2 separate regions of the Homo sapiens genome follow, and region 2 is linked to region 1. Evidence: read pairs that join two places in POLR2A ChIA-PET (ENCODE). Cell type or tissue: HepG2. All regions are shown on one strand. Each heading gives the region's core, and the rest is flanking DNA. Links, peaks and the distances in the headings are about the cores only.

What was found. Peaks named below come from ENCODE experiments on the same cell type or tissue, not always from the same donor. Only the 100,000 strongest peaks of a DNase experiment are listed, where the experiment ranks them.
Region 2: POLR2A ChIA-PET joins it to region 1 with 5 read pairs; 2 of 35 experiments call an interaction of 5 or more read pairs at or near these places.

What each region holds. Positions count from the first base shown.
Region 1 is chr21:17,537,749-17,545,797 of GRCh38, forward strand. The region is part of intron 1 of CXADR (CXADR cell adhesion molecule); the gene reads left to right. Among named protein-coding and RNA genes, the nearest start is that of CXADR, 29 kb to the left of the region's middle. In HepG2, for the core only: no CTCF peak of the experiment used is centred there; a DNase peak (open chromatin) is centred at 4,793.
Region 2 is chr21:17,437,780-17,445,828 of GRCh38, forward strand. It overlaps LINC01549 (long intergenic non-protein coding RNA 1549), which reads left to right and starts at 1,111. Exons shown (of 4, transcript NR_037586.1): 1 at 1,111-1,218; 2 at 3,895-4,064; 3 at 6,304-6,421. RefSeq lists an enhancer at 740-1,323. In HepG2, for the core only: no CTCF peak of the experiment used is centred there; DNase peaks (open chromatin) are centred at 1,022 and 3,772; H3K4me3 peaks cover 1,210 bases.

The DNA of each region.
Region 1 (8,049 bases), core at 1,839-6,838:
CAAAATTTTGCTCTGCTAAAAAAAAACCAGTGATGATCAAGAACAGCATGAGCTTTGCCACCAAAGTCAAATGTGAAATAGTCCCTGGAGGCAGAGGGTGAGCGCAGTTTCAGTAAAGTGAGGAAAGTGCCCGTGATGAAAGCATTGTTAGTGCTAGTCCGAGGAGTAATTAGAGGACATATGTTCTGGAGGAAGGGGCTGAACTGAGACCATAGTAAGCCTAAAAGGTGGGATGGAGCAGAAGAGGAGGTATCTTTTTTTTTTTCTTTTTAAGATGGAGTCTCTCTCTGTTGCCCAGGCTGGAGTGCAGTGGTGCGACCTCGGCTCACTGCAACCTCCACCTCCCGGGTTCAAGCCATTCTCCTGCTTCAGCCTCCTGAGCAGCTGAGACCGTAGGCATGTGCCACCACGTCCGGCTAATTTTTATATTTTAGTAGAGATGGGGTTTCACCGTGTTAGCCAGGATGGTCTCAGATCTCCTGACCTCGTGATCCGCCTGCCTTGGCCTCCCACAGTGCTGGGATTACAGGTGTGAGCCACCGCGCCCAGCAAGAGGAGGTATCTTACACTGTGCTCGTGCTGAGTGAGGCGAGATGATGATGGAGATGATGATGGCTGTATTATACTGTGGGAGTGGGAAGTGGTAAGAAGCTAAAGGTGCTAGAGGGTGGCTAGTCAAAGGACCTTGAGGGAGAATTAAGGTGTCTGAATCAATGAGGAGCGACCAGAGATTGTCAGACATGTCAGTGACGTCTTTTTTACAAAAGGAGTTATAGGCTGGATGCAGTGACCCATGCCTGTAATTCCAGCACTTTGGGAGGCTGAGGTGGGAGGATTACTTGAGCCCTGGAGTTCAAGACCAGCTTGGGCAACATAACGAGACTGCAACTCCACTGGGAAAATAAAAATAAAAATAAAATTAGTGGGCATGGTGGCACATACCTGTAGTCCCAGCTCCTTGGGAGGCTGAGGCAGGAGAGGATCCCTTGAGCCCAGGGGTTTGAGGCCACAGTGAGCCTTGGTTGTGCCACAGCACTTCAGCCTGGGCAACAGAGTGAGACCCTGTTTCAAAAAAATAGATAAATAAAAGCAATTATATAGAGAACACTCTGGGTGAAGTATGGAGAACAAGTTAGAATGAGAAAGTGTGGTTGCAGGGAAGCCAGTTAGCAGGCTACATCCAGGCCACGTGAAAGATAATAGTGGCCTGGATATAGGTAAAAATGGTTGGATTTGGAATGTATTAAAGAGGACATAGTATGCTTTGAATGAGTGAACGTTGATACCCTGCTGCCTTTCATTTTGTCTCCAGGTTTGTGCAGATGATTGGTGATGCAGCTATTTCTTGCATCTGTGATCTTATGCAGGGATTGATTGCCAAAAGTGTTGGTAGTAGGTCACGTCACTGAGATAAGGAGTTCAAAGGAGAAATTTAGGGTTGTGCTGGGGAAACAAACAGTTTGATCAAACATCATCTCAGCTTGCTGCCACTGGTCCCCCTGCCTCCAAATCAAGTATGTGGGTTGAATTATAAAATTACCCCCATATTTTCTTGTGTTATTAGAAGTCTTCCAGCCCAGCTTTAAAACTGTCGCTGGTTTGTGCTTTCCTTATTTTAGATTCTCAGGGGATCTACAAGGATATCCCTATTACCTAAACAGACTTCTTCCTGCTCTTGAATTTTCTTGTCTCATATCCTCATTTTTCTTATTTCAGTGCCTTTATGATCTTTCACTTCCCTCTTCTCCTTCCACATTAGTCTGGATTAAGTAACTGGTATTATTCAACATTTACTTGGATTTTGCATAAGAAGCAGTTCTTTGATGTCATTGTCTGTAATGCCTGTTCCACAGGTTTTGTAAGGATCAGATGAAATAATTAAAGCCCTTTGCATAATGCTTGACTTACAGATAAGCAATAAATTTAAATTCCTGTGCACTTCTGTATATTAATGTACATAATTTTTTTTTCTCCTGAGAGGGACCATCCAGGCAGTTCCCTCGTGTCTTTATTGGCTAATGGATTGAAAAGTACATTTTTCCATCATTTTGCGAATTCCCAATATGTTTAAATCTTCTTGAGAATTTCTGCTGAAATCATTACCTTCATGTCCAGTTGAACAGTATACCCTATCCATGATGAGAAACTTCACTGCTCTGTATGCAGTCTGTATTAGTCTGCTCAGGCTGCCGTAACAAAATGCCATAGACAAAATACCAATACAAAATACCATAGATGCCTTAAACAATAGAAACTTGGTTTTTCACAGCTCTGGAGTCTGGGCAGTCCAAGATTAAGATGCCAGCAAGTTTGGTTTCTGGTGAGGGCCCTCTTCCTGGCTGGTAGACAGCTGCCGTCTCCCTCTATCCTCACGTGGCAGAGAGAGTGCTCCGGTATTTCCTTCTCTTAAGCGGATGTCAGTTCCTTCTGTTCTGGGCTCTATGCTATGGCCTCATTTAATCTTAATCACTTCCTTAAAAGCCCTACCTCTAATACAGTCACATAGGAGGTCAGGGATTCAACATATGAATTTTGGGGGGGACATGATTTACTCTACCGCCGTCCCCCAAAAGTATTTTTATTCTATTAATATATTTATTAGTATACATTATATGTTTAATGTTATGTTCCTTTTGAAAGACCTAATTTCATTCGATGATTGTATTTGCTGTTGGGTGAATGGAACCAAAGCTGAAGGTGGCAATATTTAGTCATACTTCTATTTATATGAGTGAAAGTCAGCATTACTCCCCAGAAGCCAAATTTTAGTAGCATCTTTTTGCTGGAGGGGACTGGTTCTACCTGATCTGTTTGTCCTTGCTCTTTGTCTGAGGTAGGTGAGCTTGAATTTCTTACTCTGATTTTCCTGACTGTTGTTGGACATTTAGGTTGTTTTCAGATGTTTTTGTGTTTCAGAGAGCATCAGTGAGTAATATCCTTGTACATATGAGCTGTTCAGTTATGAGAGTTCAGCTGCAGTTCCTAAAAGTGGATTAGCACACTGACATTTCACACGTCTTCTACTGCGTTGACAGTAGGTTGTGCTGATTTACTTTCTGTGTTGCCACAGTTTCCAACACTTTTGCCAAGATTGGCCTTATTGAATTTTTTTAACCACCGTCAATTTTATATTTGAAATATGTTACGTTATTCTAATTTATATTTATTTAATTATAAATATGGTTGTGTGCTCTCTTGTTAATCTTTTTTAAAAATAGACTTTATTTTGTACAGCAGTTTTAGATTTACAGCAAAATCGAGCAGAAAGTACAGAGTTCCCCTGTACCCCTTTCCCCCATGCACCAACATCTCCCTCGCTTGTCAACACGCCCCCCACCAGAGTGTACCTTGTTAGGATTGATGAACCCGTATTGACATAACATTACCACCTAGAGTCCATAGTTTACATCGGGGTTCACTCTTGGTTTTGTACATTCTACGGGTTTGGACAAATGGATGACATGCAGCCACCATTATAGTATTACACAGAAGCATTTCCCTGCCCTAAAAATCCTATGTTCCGGCTGGGCGCGGTGGCTCACGCCTGTAATCCCAGCACTTTGGGAGGCCGAGGCGGGCGGATCACGAGGTCAGGAGATCAAGACCATCCTGGCTAACACGGCGAAACCCCGTCTCTACTAAAAATACAAAAAAAAAAATTAGCCGGACGTGGTGGTGGGCACCTGTAGTCCCAGCTACCCGGGAGGCTTGAGGCAGGAGAATGGCGTGAACCTGGGAGACGGAGCTTGCAGTGAGCCAAGATCGCGCCACTACATTCCAGCCCAGGCGTCAGAGCAAGACTCTGTCTCAAAAAAAAAATCCTATGTTCCACCTATTCTCCTCTTCCCTCTTTCCCCTGCATCTGTTGATTTTTTTTTTTTTTTTTACTCTCTGTAGTTTTGCCTTTTCCAGAATGTCATATAGTTGTAATCATACAGTGGCTTTTTTCACTTAGTAATATGCATTTGTGTTTAAGTTTACTCCATGTCTTTTCATGGCTAGAGTATGCATTTTTGACTTGGTATGCAATACTACAGAAGTAATACTATGTTCTTTTCTAATCAGGAGGTACATAATGTCCATTTGTTCTGGTGAAGGTAAATTTGATCGTTTGATTAAGGTGATGTATACCAGATTTCTTCACTGTAAAGTTACTACTTTTTCCTCTGTAATGAAAGTGTTTTGTGGGAAGATACTTTGACATTATGTAACAAATGCTGTTTCTCATCATAGCTTTCAGCACCAATTTTCAATATTTTGCCTGAAACAATTATTACTCTGTTTTTGCCAAATGGTGATTTTTTAATAAGATTTTTAGTATAGTTAAATTTTTGTCTTCTTCCATAGCTTTTGTGTTTTTCTGTTCTACTTTTCTCTAAGGCTTTCCTCACTCAAAACATTATTAAAAATTCTCATGTTTACTTCTCTTTTTAAAAAACTAGTGATAACATTTCATGAGCACTTTCTAATGTTTATGACTTTAAGATTGCCAGAAGGAAAAGATCACTGAAGACCACCTAGGTTAACAAACAGCTTAAATTTGAAAAAACAAGTGAAAGAAGCCAACGCATGTTATCAGTTCATAACATTACCTCCCTTCTAGAAGAATAGCTTCTTCCATTCTCTCCAGTTTGCTTCCAATCTTATAGTGGAACCAGATCTTCTAAGGCCTTAGTAGGAGGTGACATCAAGGGCTAAAAAAATACTCTTTGATGAACTCATGTCACTTTGATGCTCAGATATAAGTCAGACTGTGCAGAAGAGAAGCTTTAAAGATCCAAGTGATTTAGAAACTGGAGATAAGAAAAGCAAGCAGAAAACTGGGAAATGTTATTTCAGTCACTGCCAATATGGGATGTGGTTCCGTCTGTTTATTTACATAATATGATCTAGTGCTGTGCACTTATTAACTAGACTGCAAATACTTGCAGCTTAATAATGTGCCGCATATTTTATCACATCCTGAATTATAAATTTGAATAAAATTGTAAGAAGATCTGATATTTGATTTACCTTTTAAACCGTGTTTCAACCTGCAAGTAGTTTGCAAGTTAAATTGTTAATCTACTTGCTGCATAAATAAAATTGGGCAGTATTAGGAAAGATGCCCAGGGCCGCTGTCTGAGACCAAGTGTCTGTCTTTTGTCTTATGTAATTTGTGTCTGTTGCGTACTTCAGCACTTGAAAAACTATTCCTCTGTGAAAAGAGGCCCTTCAGTGTTGCTAGGAAACCCAGGAACTGTTTTATATGATCTCAAGATTTTAATTCATTTCTAGTGCAACACAGTGAAGAGGAATTGAAGGCTTTAACCATTTTTTGAAAGAAAAACAAAAAACAAAAAAATCTAAAAGTCATTAAAAAATCGTTTTAAAATATCATAAGCAGCATACTCATTTAAAAAAATCTCAGAATAAAGCAGAAATGGACAGTTGTCTTCCTTAAAATCCTAATTCTCAAAAGTAGTTGCTGTTAACAATTTGACATATATCTTTTCAGATTATTTTGTTACACATATATGACTATTTTAAGGCAGTTTTTTAAAATTACTTTTTATGTATCAAACGAGAAAGAAAGATAATATAAAAACTAAGTTGTATTTTATTTTGATCACTTTGTATAGTGTAAGTACTGAGAACATGAATTTGGGGGATTTCAACTTTTACAAATGTAGGTGTCTAATTGAAGTTATTTAACATTTTTATTTGATTTCTACAAAATGAAAACTCTAAAAACACACAGTAACCCGGAAGTTTTTATTGTTATTGATAGCAATTTTTTATTCTCACTTATATATTCTTAGCTCCATATTTGAACTATTTCTTGGTTTGTTTTGGAATGAGATTTTTATTTTTAAGGGTACTTAGATTACTCATATTATTTGATGCATGATGTGTTAATAACCAAACTAAATTTCTGAAATTGATCAAATTTATAATTCACTCATTAATTCTTTTCTATTATGTGCAAAGAACTACAGCAGGAGATAGAGGTAGCCGCAATTTGCAATTTATTTCAGCCCTAATAGAGCTAATGATTTAATAGTAAATCAGGGCATGCATTTTAAAAGTTCGCAAAAATACAAGGTAACATGGGAAGAAGATAAGTTTCTCAACATCTAGGAAGATGTGACAGGCCAGGCACAGTGGCTCAAGCCTGTAATCCCAGCACTTTGGGAGGCAAAGGCAGGAGGATTACTTGAGCCTCAGGAGTTAGAGACCAGCCTGGGTAACATAGTGAGACCTCATCTCTTAAAAAAATAAAAAATAGAACATGTGACACAACTCTGGATGCCACCTAAGTCAGTTTCACCATAAAATTTATAGAGGAAAAAAAATTCCAAGGCAACATATGCTAAGTGCCGAGTAAGTGATACCGATGGTAGAAAGTAAAGTACAATCAGCATTCATAGAGAAAGAAAAATCATTGTAGGGTGGAGAGGTAGAAATGCCTTAATGAATGAGATAGGAATGGAACTGAGTTTATTAGAAATAATAGAGTGTATTTAGGTTACACATTTAGGAGAAACACTTGAGATTATGTACATAAATACCAAATCATATCATTTTAAATAGAAACATGGGCATGAAATGGAGGCCAGAGTAGTTGGACTTTTGGGCTGGATCAGTGGGTTTGGATGATGTCTGATCAATATTTGCTGTATAACAAAACAACTCAAACTCTAGAGGCTTAAAACAAAAATCATGTATTCATGATCCTGTGGGTTGCTAGTTAGACTAGGCTAGGATGGAAAATTATGGGCTCAACAGTGGGGCTGCAGAGAGCTGGTCTAGACTAGGGCTGAGTGTTCGAGGGTTGGCCAGACACCTCCGTTGCCCCCTCTGTGGTTTGTTCACACAGTGGCCGGTGACCGAGGAGGCAAGAGTGGGTGCAGCAAGGGTTTTTGAGGCCTAACCTCGGAACTACACAGGTCATTCCTGGCACATCCTGTTGGTCAAAGCTGGGCAGGCCTCAGGTTTAAGGGAGCAGGTGCAGATAATTTGAATCCCAATTTAAATTTATTTCAGGAGTGCATTTACATGTGATTGAAAGCTTACGATGGTGCCTAAACGTAAATGGTGTTGAATGTAACCAGGATTTTCTTTAGTTCTCAGTCTATTGGCTTTGACTTTATTAAAATTTTATTAGAACTGATAGTCTGTGTATATTAAGCTTATTTTAGGACTAATGGAAAGAATCATGCAGTGACTAACTCCTCTTCATTTTGGTTTGTTCTGTCAAAATTTATTTGAAAAACAACATCAAGATAGTCATGTGGAGAATTAGGACTTTGGATTGATTTACTCCTAATTTTGCTCTAATGTGTTTTTTTTTTTTTTTTTTTTTTTTTGGTGGGAGCAGGGGAAAAGGGAGAGGAAGAGAGAGGCAGGCCCCGTGAACCATACCATATCTTAGTGCTTAGGGCCTCCTCCAGGTCATCATCCAGCTCTGAAGGTTGTCAGAGTCAGGTGACATAGGTCCAAATAGAGTTGCTCTTCAACAGAAAGTAGTGAAACTTAATGGTTATGCACACTTTAGATGTTTGAATTTATACTTAAGAAAATGTTGGGTAATCACAAGTAAACCATAGATGTGACAAACTAGTGCTATGCATACTTTTATAGTATGAATAGGAAAAAAAGTTTTATGTGATTGTTCACTTACAGACTAAATTTGCATTTAATTTTTTAATTTTTTGAGACAGAGTCTTGCTTTGTCACCCAGGCTGGAGGGCAGTGGCACGATCTTGGCTCACTGCAGCCTCTACCTCCCAAGTTCAAGCGATCCTCCTGCCTCAGCCTCCTGAGTAGCTGGGATTACAGGTGCACACCACCACACCCAGCTAGGCTAACTTTTGTATTTTTGGTAAAGATGGGGTTTCACCATGTTGGTGAAATTAAGTTATGTAATTTTAAGACGTCTTTTATAAAATAAAATAAATGTGATTATTGGCTTTTTCAGAAGGGAAATAAAAAGGGATGAACAGTAAGAAGTGTCTCAAAAATAATATGAGTCAACTATTTGGTTTTTTTTGTTTTTTTTTTTTTTTG
Region 2 (8,049 bases), core at 943-5,942, 100 kb before region 1:
AGGAATGTTCTCACCTCTTGCCAGAATCTTTTAAATAGTCCTGCTCTCTTCTCTGTCAGGTCGCTTCTCTATTCACTCTCATCTACTTTGTGAATCATAAGGCAAATTGTCAATGAATTTGACTAAAATTTCAAGAAATAAATCAAGGTGAGAAAAGTAAGCTGACAACAGAGTTGAGAATAAAAGGGGAAGTATTTGACTGGGTCTGTTTTGCTTCCCCGCCCAAAACCATCCCAGACGTTCCTTAAATAGAGCCCACAGTTTGTGGGCTTTCTAATGAATAGTGGCCAAGAGGCAGCCTCACATTTGAGGCATGCTATTACCATTTTTTCTTCATTCCCTCTCCTTAATTAGGGTCTTTAAAGGGAGGCTGCCCTCAGATTCTGACAAACAGTATTAGCTTCCTCATAATGCAATGCCTGATCCTGGAGCTATTTTTCAGGATGGTTTGCACTGAGTCTGTGACATTGTCTATATTTCTAGAATGCAGGAGGAATACCTCAACAGAGAATTAGCTGTGGAGGTTCTAAAAAGCCTATTCCTGAAGGCCTGAAGAACTGATTTTAATAACCCATAATAATACGGGAGGGAGATAGAGTTGACTAATTTTCAGTTTCACAGTTTGGCTAATGCCTACAGTAAGATGTATTTTACCTGTACCAAACACACACACACCAAAAAATTCATGAAACAATATTTATCCCTTTTCCATGCAATTCCTTCTATTTTCCATTCTAATTTATTTCAGTTTCTAAATGCAAACCTCCACCCACTGAATTGATTCTCTCACACTAAAGAGTGGCAACCCACTGTTTGAAAAGCACTCAATGGGATGCCCTTTATTTTTCTAACCCTGTAATTCAATATAGAGAGACTCTGAATTGAGGACAAGCCTGATGAGTTTGAGGTATGGAATAAAGGAATCTGATCGGCTCCGGGTTTGTTGTGTTTTTAAATCTTCCTGTGTGTTCATTCTCTTCACCACAGAGAGGACTCTATTATCTTTGCTCAAAGAGCAGACAGTGCTCTAGCTGTTTTCCCCTGCTTAGCTTTGATCCCTGCAGCCATGCTCAGCCCTTCCCCCAAGCCCTCCCTTCCAGATGGATTGAGGCTGTTGAGACTCCAGGGGTGTTCGGGGCTGGGAGCCTGCTGAGTGTTCCCTGTTCCCACCTCCAATCTGCTCCATCCTCCAGCTGCATTTCATTCCGGATCTACCAGGTTAATGGGATTATCGTTCTTCTCTGTTATTCTGTTATTTCATATAGGGTGAATCAGTTTGTTCCTGGGACAATTTTTAGATGGTTGCTGAGATGACAAAAATGGATGGGGATTTTATTTTAGGAATAAGTGTTCTTCATCAGCCAGGATTTAATCTGGGAAGAATTTATTCACTCTCAAATGGGTTACTTTTTGAAGTGACTTAAAAATAAGATTTTTTTGGCTGGGTGTGGTGGCTCACACCTGTAATCCAGCACTTTTGGAATCTGAGGCAGAAGGATTGCTTGAGCCCAGGAATTCAAAACCAGCCTGGGCAACATATTGAGACCCAGTCTCTATTATTTAAAAAAAAAAAATTTAAATAAGATTGTTTTATCAGATAAAAGCAAAGCATACCTTAAGGCACAACTCATGTTTTAATGCCTATATCATCATCGAATCAACCATACAACATTTTAGCTTCAAATTTTAATTTTGGTTAGAAAGATAAAGTGATAGACTGATTATATCATTTATTTTATTCATTATATTCAACAACATTTGCTCAGTACTTATTGGATACAGAGCACATTTATTGACCTCAAGATATCTAGACCTTTAGAAGGGAGTTTTTTTTAAATGCCTACAGATAGCCATTATATAAAATAAGATTTTAATAAGTGACTATACACAGTATAGTTCATAGCCTAATCATAGTATCTCCTCCTTTTCAGAACTTGTAAGAGTGAAAAGAGAAATTACTCATTCCTAGTGTATCTGTTTTTTCAGGACATGAGATTGCCAAATTTCTGTATTCTTCATTTTAATTAAATGCATGATTGATTGACTGAATGGATGCTGACTGTCTATTTGGTGCCATGTGCTATAAATGTGATGAAATGATCTTCCTATTGATCTTTCTTTGGTTTCTTGATGTTTGTCTCAAAAGAATTGACTTCCCAATACCTGGAACGCATGAGGGTGGAGAGAGACTGAAAAATGGAAAGAAAGAGGCATGAAATAAGGCTACTGGGGACTCGGGTTTTTCCTTCCTCTCTGATTGTCCAAATCCAATAGAAATATAAAGTGAGGCTGGGTGCGGTGGCTCATGCCTGTAATCCCAGCAGTTTGGGAGGCCAAGGTGGGTGGATCACCTGAGGTCAGGAGTTTGAGACCAGCTTGGCCAACATGGTGAAACCCCATCTCTACTAAAAATGCAAAAAATTAGCCAGGAGTGGTGGAACACACTTGTAATCCCAGCTACTCGGGAGGCTAAGGCAGGAGAATCGCTTGATCCTGGGAGACAGAGGTTGCAGTGAGCCGAGATCACACCACTGCACTCCAGCCTGGGCAATAGAGCAAGACTCCATCTTGGAAAAAAAAAAAGACATATAAAGTGATATAAAATATAAAATTTTAAACTATAGTAGCTACAATTGAAAAAGTCAAAAGAAACATAAAATTTATTTTTAACAACATATCTTGTACAATCTAATATATCTAAAATATTATCTTTACAATGTGAAATCAACATAAAAAACATTAGTGAGATATTTTACATTCTTTCAGGTATTTTTGGACTATTATCTTCAAAACCTGGCATGTATTCTTCACTAACAGCACATCTCAATTTTGATTAACCATATTTCTTGAGTTCAGTAACCACAAATCACTAGTGGCTGTCATATTGAACAACATAGCCTAGATAAAGAAGCAAAAGTCAAGGAAAATCTAGATAGTTAATAAATTTCTTTAATATTTAGAGGAAGGGACTCTTACTTCATGGGGTAGGAGGAAACCTGAAAACCAGTTTTCTCTTTCTGCTGATGGAGAAATGGGAGTTGCCAACTCAAGATCCACTCCTTTCTCTTCCAGCCTCTCAGACGTGGGGAAATGAGATAGAGCTGGAGCTGAACCTCTCCTACTTCTCTCCAGCACCCCAGAATTAAATCTGCTCTGAGGAAAATAAAGGCAACTCTACAGTCCTCACATTAGTATCATGACTTGCAGTTGATAAATGCTTTCATGTACAATATATCATTGGATATTTAATCATACTGTGACGTGGTCAGTCGAAGTATTACTATTCTCACTTTATAGATGAATGATCTGGGCCTCAGGGAGATTAAATGGCTTGCTCCAAAGTAGCACAGTTAGTATCCAAGTGTTTTGAAATTTAACCTAGTGTATGTCTCACTAAACCAGAGCTGCCTGGCAAAAGGAAGTTAAGAAAATATTTACAGAAGTATGATTTTTTTTTCTTCTCTGGACACATTTCATCTACTCCACACCCGCCCCCCACAAAAAATAAAAGAAAAGAAAAAAACCACTGGTGATCATTTTGCAGAAATAACCTCTTGGCCAATTGAGCTTTTAACTGGGTTTTTGTATTTTTTTTTAAGTTGGACCTCATTGTCTAGTGTAGCAATTTAGAACATCTAATTATTGACAGCAAGTCAGCATATTACAAAGGCAGAGTTTTTGCATTGGCTCTGAAATGTGTTGCAATCATTTTTGTCTGGGAAAACAAACAAAAGTGGATAGGCAGCATGGTTGTTACATGAGATGCTGGCTGAGTCCCAGGCCCTAGGACATTGGCTTACCTACCAACAATACCTCCCTTTCAGGCGATGCCAACTGTTTTATGAGAAGATCACAGTTCTCTGGAAGTGAGCTTTTGTGTTTTGCTCTAATCAGCAGGATCCAACTTTACTACTGTCATGGAGGGAATTACAGTAATTCTACCAACTTTTGAGGCAACCTTCTTCTGACACTGTGTGAAACAGACTGAAAAGACTCTAAAGATGGAGAGAGCTCAATGCTTGAGAAAAGGAATTCTGTCCTTTGAAAGGTCTCTAGAACAAAGGGTATGCAATATGTTTATCACTTCAACTTCAGAAACATAATAGGCTCTAGAAACACATTCTCATTGATCTGTTTCTACTGCTTCTGTTTTTTTTTTTTCTGCTTCACCCAATCGTCTTCCTATTTTTATCTCTTTCATTCCACTCTGGAGCCATGTTGCTTGGTCAGGCCACCCTTCAAAATAAATGATTTTTTCCCTCTTTCATGTTATACCTGTTTTCTTAATTCTTGGCTGTTACTTTTCTCAGTTAACCTTTGGCAAATCATAATGAAATTAAATTTAGCTGGTTGTAGAGAGAAAGAGTCATTGTAGAAGTTGGGATGGTCTGGAAGTGAATTAAAAAGTATTTTGATAGCCCTCAGAATGTGGACAAAAATAGTAAAAATCCAGCTGGGAGTCAGTGTATCTATTTTATGTCATTTGCAGTAAATTGTTGGGCGTCTCCTTGTAGCTGCCACAATAATGCTAATGATGGTGACTTCTTGCTCGAAGTGCTGAGTGTTGAATCCTTTGCCCCAGTTATGTGCCACATACTGATTTCCTTAGCAGTAGACAAATACTGGAAACACAAAAGGCAGAAGCCATGTCCTACTAAGCCATTCCCTTTGTCTAGTTTATCACTCAGTTCTGTCTATTCTTTCCTTCCTCTGTGGGAAATGGGGAGTTCATAAATGGTAATAACAAACTTGCAGAAAAATGTTAAGATAGAAACTTTTGTAGCAGCCAGCATTTTTCTTAGAGGAGGTCAAAGCATAAAGAAATAAACTGATCAGCCTCTGTTCCTATCTCCCCCAAAAACTCCTTCTCTAGATATCCTACTCTCAGAAACTAGTAATCAGGCATTATGAAAAATTACTTAATCCACTGGGCCAATTCATGTAGCTTATCAGCTATCTGCCTTTAGACTGAAAAAAAAAATAGCCAAATTATTTACTTGCAAATCCAGAAAGTAGGTGAAGTTCTTTAGCAGTTTAATGTTACTATAACAGTCTAATTCACAGGAGCACACACATTTATAAAATTGTCATCTGCACGAGTTGGCACACCCACATGAGAGAAATGTCATCCATGACAATGGGGCTATCAGGTCTTTTATAGCATACATTCTACTATAAATTTATAGGGATCAAGGAAAAACTTCTCTTTGCCATCTGAAGGCTTACTGAAAAATCAACTGACAAAAGGCAGATTAATAGGCAAAATGGCCTACAGATGTGTTAGTGAGCATGAGGGAGAATCACAGAATGATTGTCCAATATCCCAGTGAGGTACAGATGGTTGTATATACTTCTTAGGGGAAAGACAGATAGAGACGTGTAGATGATTTTTAGGGGATTTCGATGGGCCTGGAGAACCTACAGTGGCCTGGGATAAAGTCTTTTGGGCCAGCAGAGCAGACAATAGTTTGTGACCAGTCTGTCCAGGCGTGTTGATAGAATTCAGTCTTTCTTCCCATGAGTTCAGTTAATAAAAACTCAGGGAAGGGGCCAGAAGTAATTGTTTTCTTCATTGTCAGGTCCAAAATGTAGGCAAATAAGGAATTTCAGGGGACAACTTCATCCTGCAAGGAGGATTAAGAGACAGGACAGGGAGGAGGTCCAAGAGACCTTGAGGCTTCTTTTTCAGTTCAGCATGTCAAAGTGCCATATTTTGGGGTATCCGTTTCTAAGCTCTAACACATTCAAAGTACCTCAAAAGAACCAGATGCTGCTAAGATAGTTCACAGGGAAGATTCTGTCCTCTTCTCTGTATCCTCTATTTAAAATTCAAGTGGTTTCTCTTTCTAGGCTACCCCATAACTTTGTTGGTTAAAGGATGTGCTACTCATTTAAAATGTCAAATTACAAAGCCAGAGAACTGGCCTACCTGATTCACATACTTTGCCTTTCTCAATCCCTGTAATCTCAGCATCATACATTCTATCTTTTCAACGTGCATATTAAAAGGTATCTTAAAGACTATCTTACTCGGACTGAAACGCAAGAGTATCTGCGAACACTGATTCAGCTTGCAAAATACATAGAAAAGTAGCAAGAAAAATGATGTAACATCCCATGTAGTCGGCATACTGGCCTAGTTTCAAGACCGAAAGCAGTCTGAAAATGTCTGAAAAAAGTCGGAAAATGTGTGTGTGTGTGTGTGTGTGTGTGTGTGTGTGTGTGTGTGTGTGTATGTGCAGCCATGCCTAACAGCTCATGTTTAGCTTTCTTTTTTTTTTCCTTTTCTTCTTTTTTATACAGAGTCTTATTCTGTCACCTAGGCTGGAGTACAGTGGTGCAATCACAGCTCACTGCAGCCTCGATCTCCTGGACTCAACTAATCCTCCTGCCTCAGCCTTCTGGGTAGTTGAGACTACAGGTACATGCCACCACAGTCCCCTAATCTTTTAATTTTTATTTTTAGTAGAGATGAGGTCTCACTATGTTGCCGAGGCTGGTCTTTTTTTTTTTTTTTTTTGAGACAGAGTCTTGCTGTGTTGCCCAGGCTGGAGTGCAGTGGCTTGATCTCGGCTCACTGCAACCTCCGCCTCCTGGGTTCAAGCAATTCTCTGCCTCACCTCCTGAGTAGCTGGGATTACAAGCACCTGCCACCACAGCTGGCTAATTTTTTTTGTATTTTTAGTAGAGACAGGGTTTCACCATCTTGGCCAGGCTGGTCTTGAACTCCTGACCTTGTGATCCACCCACCTCGGCCTCCCAAAGTGCTGGGATTACAGGCATGAGCCACCGTGCCCGGCCACCCAGGCTGGTCTTGAACTTCTGGCCTCAAGCAATCCTCTCGCCTCAGCCTTCCAAAGTGCTGAGATTACAGGCATGAGCCACCCAGCCCACTCACGTTTGGCTTTCTTTTTCCTGTTTTTTTTAAACTTCAACTTTTATTTCAGATACAGAGGTAGATGTGCTGGTTAGTTGCATGGGAATATTGCATGATGCTGAGGTTTGGGGTTCGAATTCCATCACCCAGGTAGTAAGCATACCACAACATAGGTTTTTCAACCCTCCCACTCCCCACCTTGTAATAGTCTGTAGTGTCTTTTCCCATATTTATGTCCACGTGTGATTAGCTTTTCCCATATTTATGTCCATGTGTGATTAGCTAGGTCACTTCCCAGAATGTTATATACCCACACACATTGAGAAAGTTTTTGGCACTGGAATTGCCCTGGGTGATTGTGTTGGAACAGGTGCCAAAACAGTAACGTTCTTACCTGAAACACTGCTGGGGTTTGCAGGAAGGCACTGATCCACCCTTCCTACAGCTTGTTCATGCCAAAAAATACAAGGAAAGCTGCAGCTCCCCGAAGGAGAGGGAGAGAAACTCTTGCCTCTTTTTAAATGAGTAGACTAAGGGCCGGGGGCGGTGGCTCACACTTGTAATCCCAGCACTTTGGGAGGCCGAGGTGAGCAGATCACAAGGTCAGGAGATCGAGACCATCCTGGCTAACATGGTGAAACCCCGTCTCTACTAAAAATACAAAAAATTAGCCGGGCGTGGTGGCGGGCGCCTGTAGTCCCAGCTACTCGGGAGGCTGAGGCAGGAGAATGGCGTGAACCCGGGAGGCGGAGCTTGCAGTGAGCCGAGATCGCACCACCGCACTCCATCCTGGGCGACAGAGCCAGACTCCGTCTCAAAAAGAAAAAAAGTTATAAACTAAGATGAAGGGAAAACATAACACAAATATTTTTCAAGGAGTAGTAAGATATTAGAGCCCTAAAAGATTTGATGGGCACATTTGTCTTGCTTGTTTCACCCTCATCATCATCATACGAGTTTATTTCATTTAAAAAACAGAAAACATAGAGAAGCATAGAAAGCATTCCAATCCCCCATAATTCCGCCTCCTAAACATGCATACATTTATAGACTACGGTTCCATGGGACCTGATATATATGGTACCTGATACACATGGATAAATTTTTCCTACCAAAATATCATAAATTATATTGTGTTGTAGAAATTGTCTTTGTTACCTAACAACAAATCA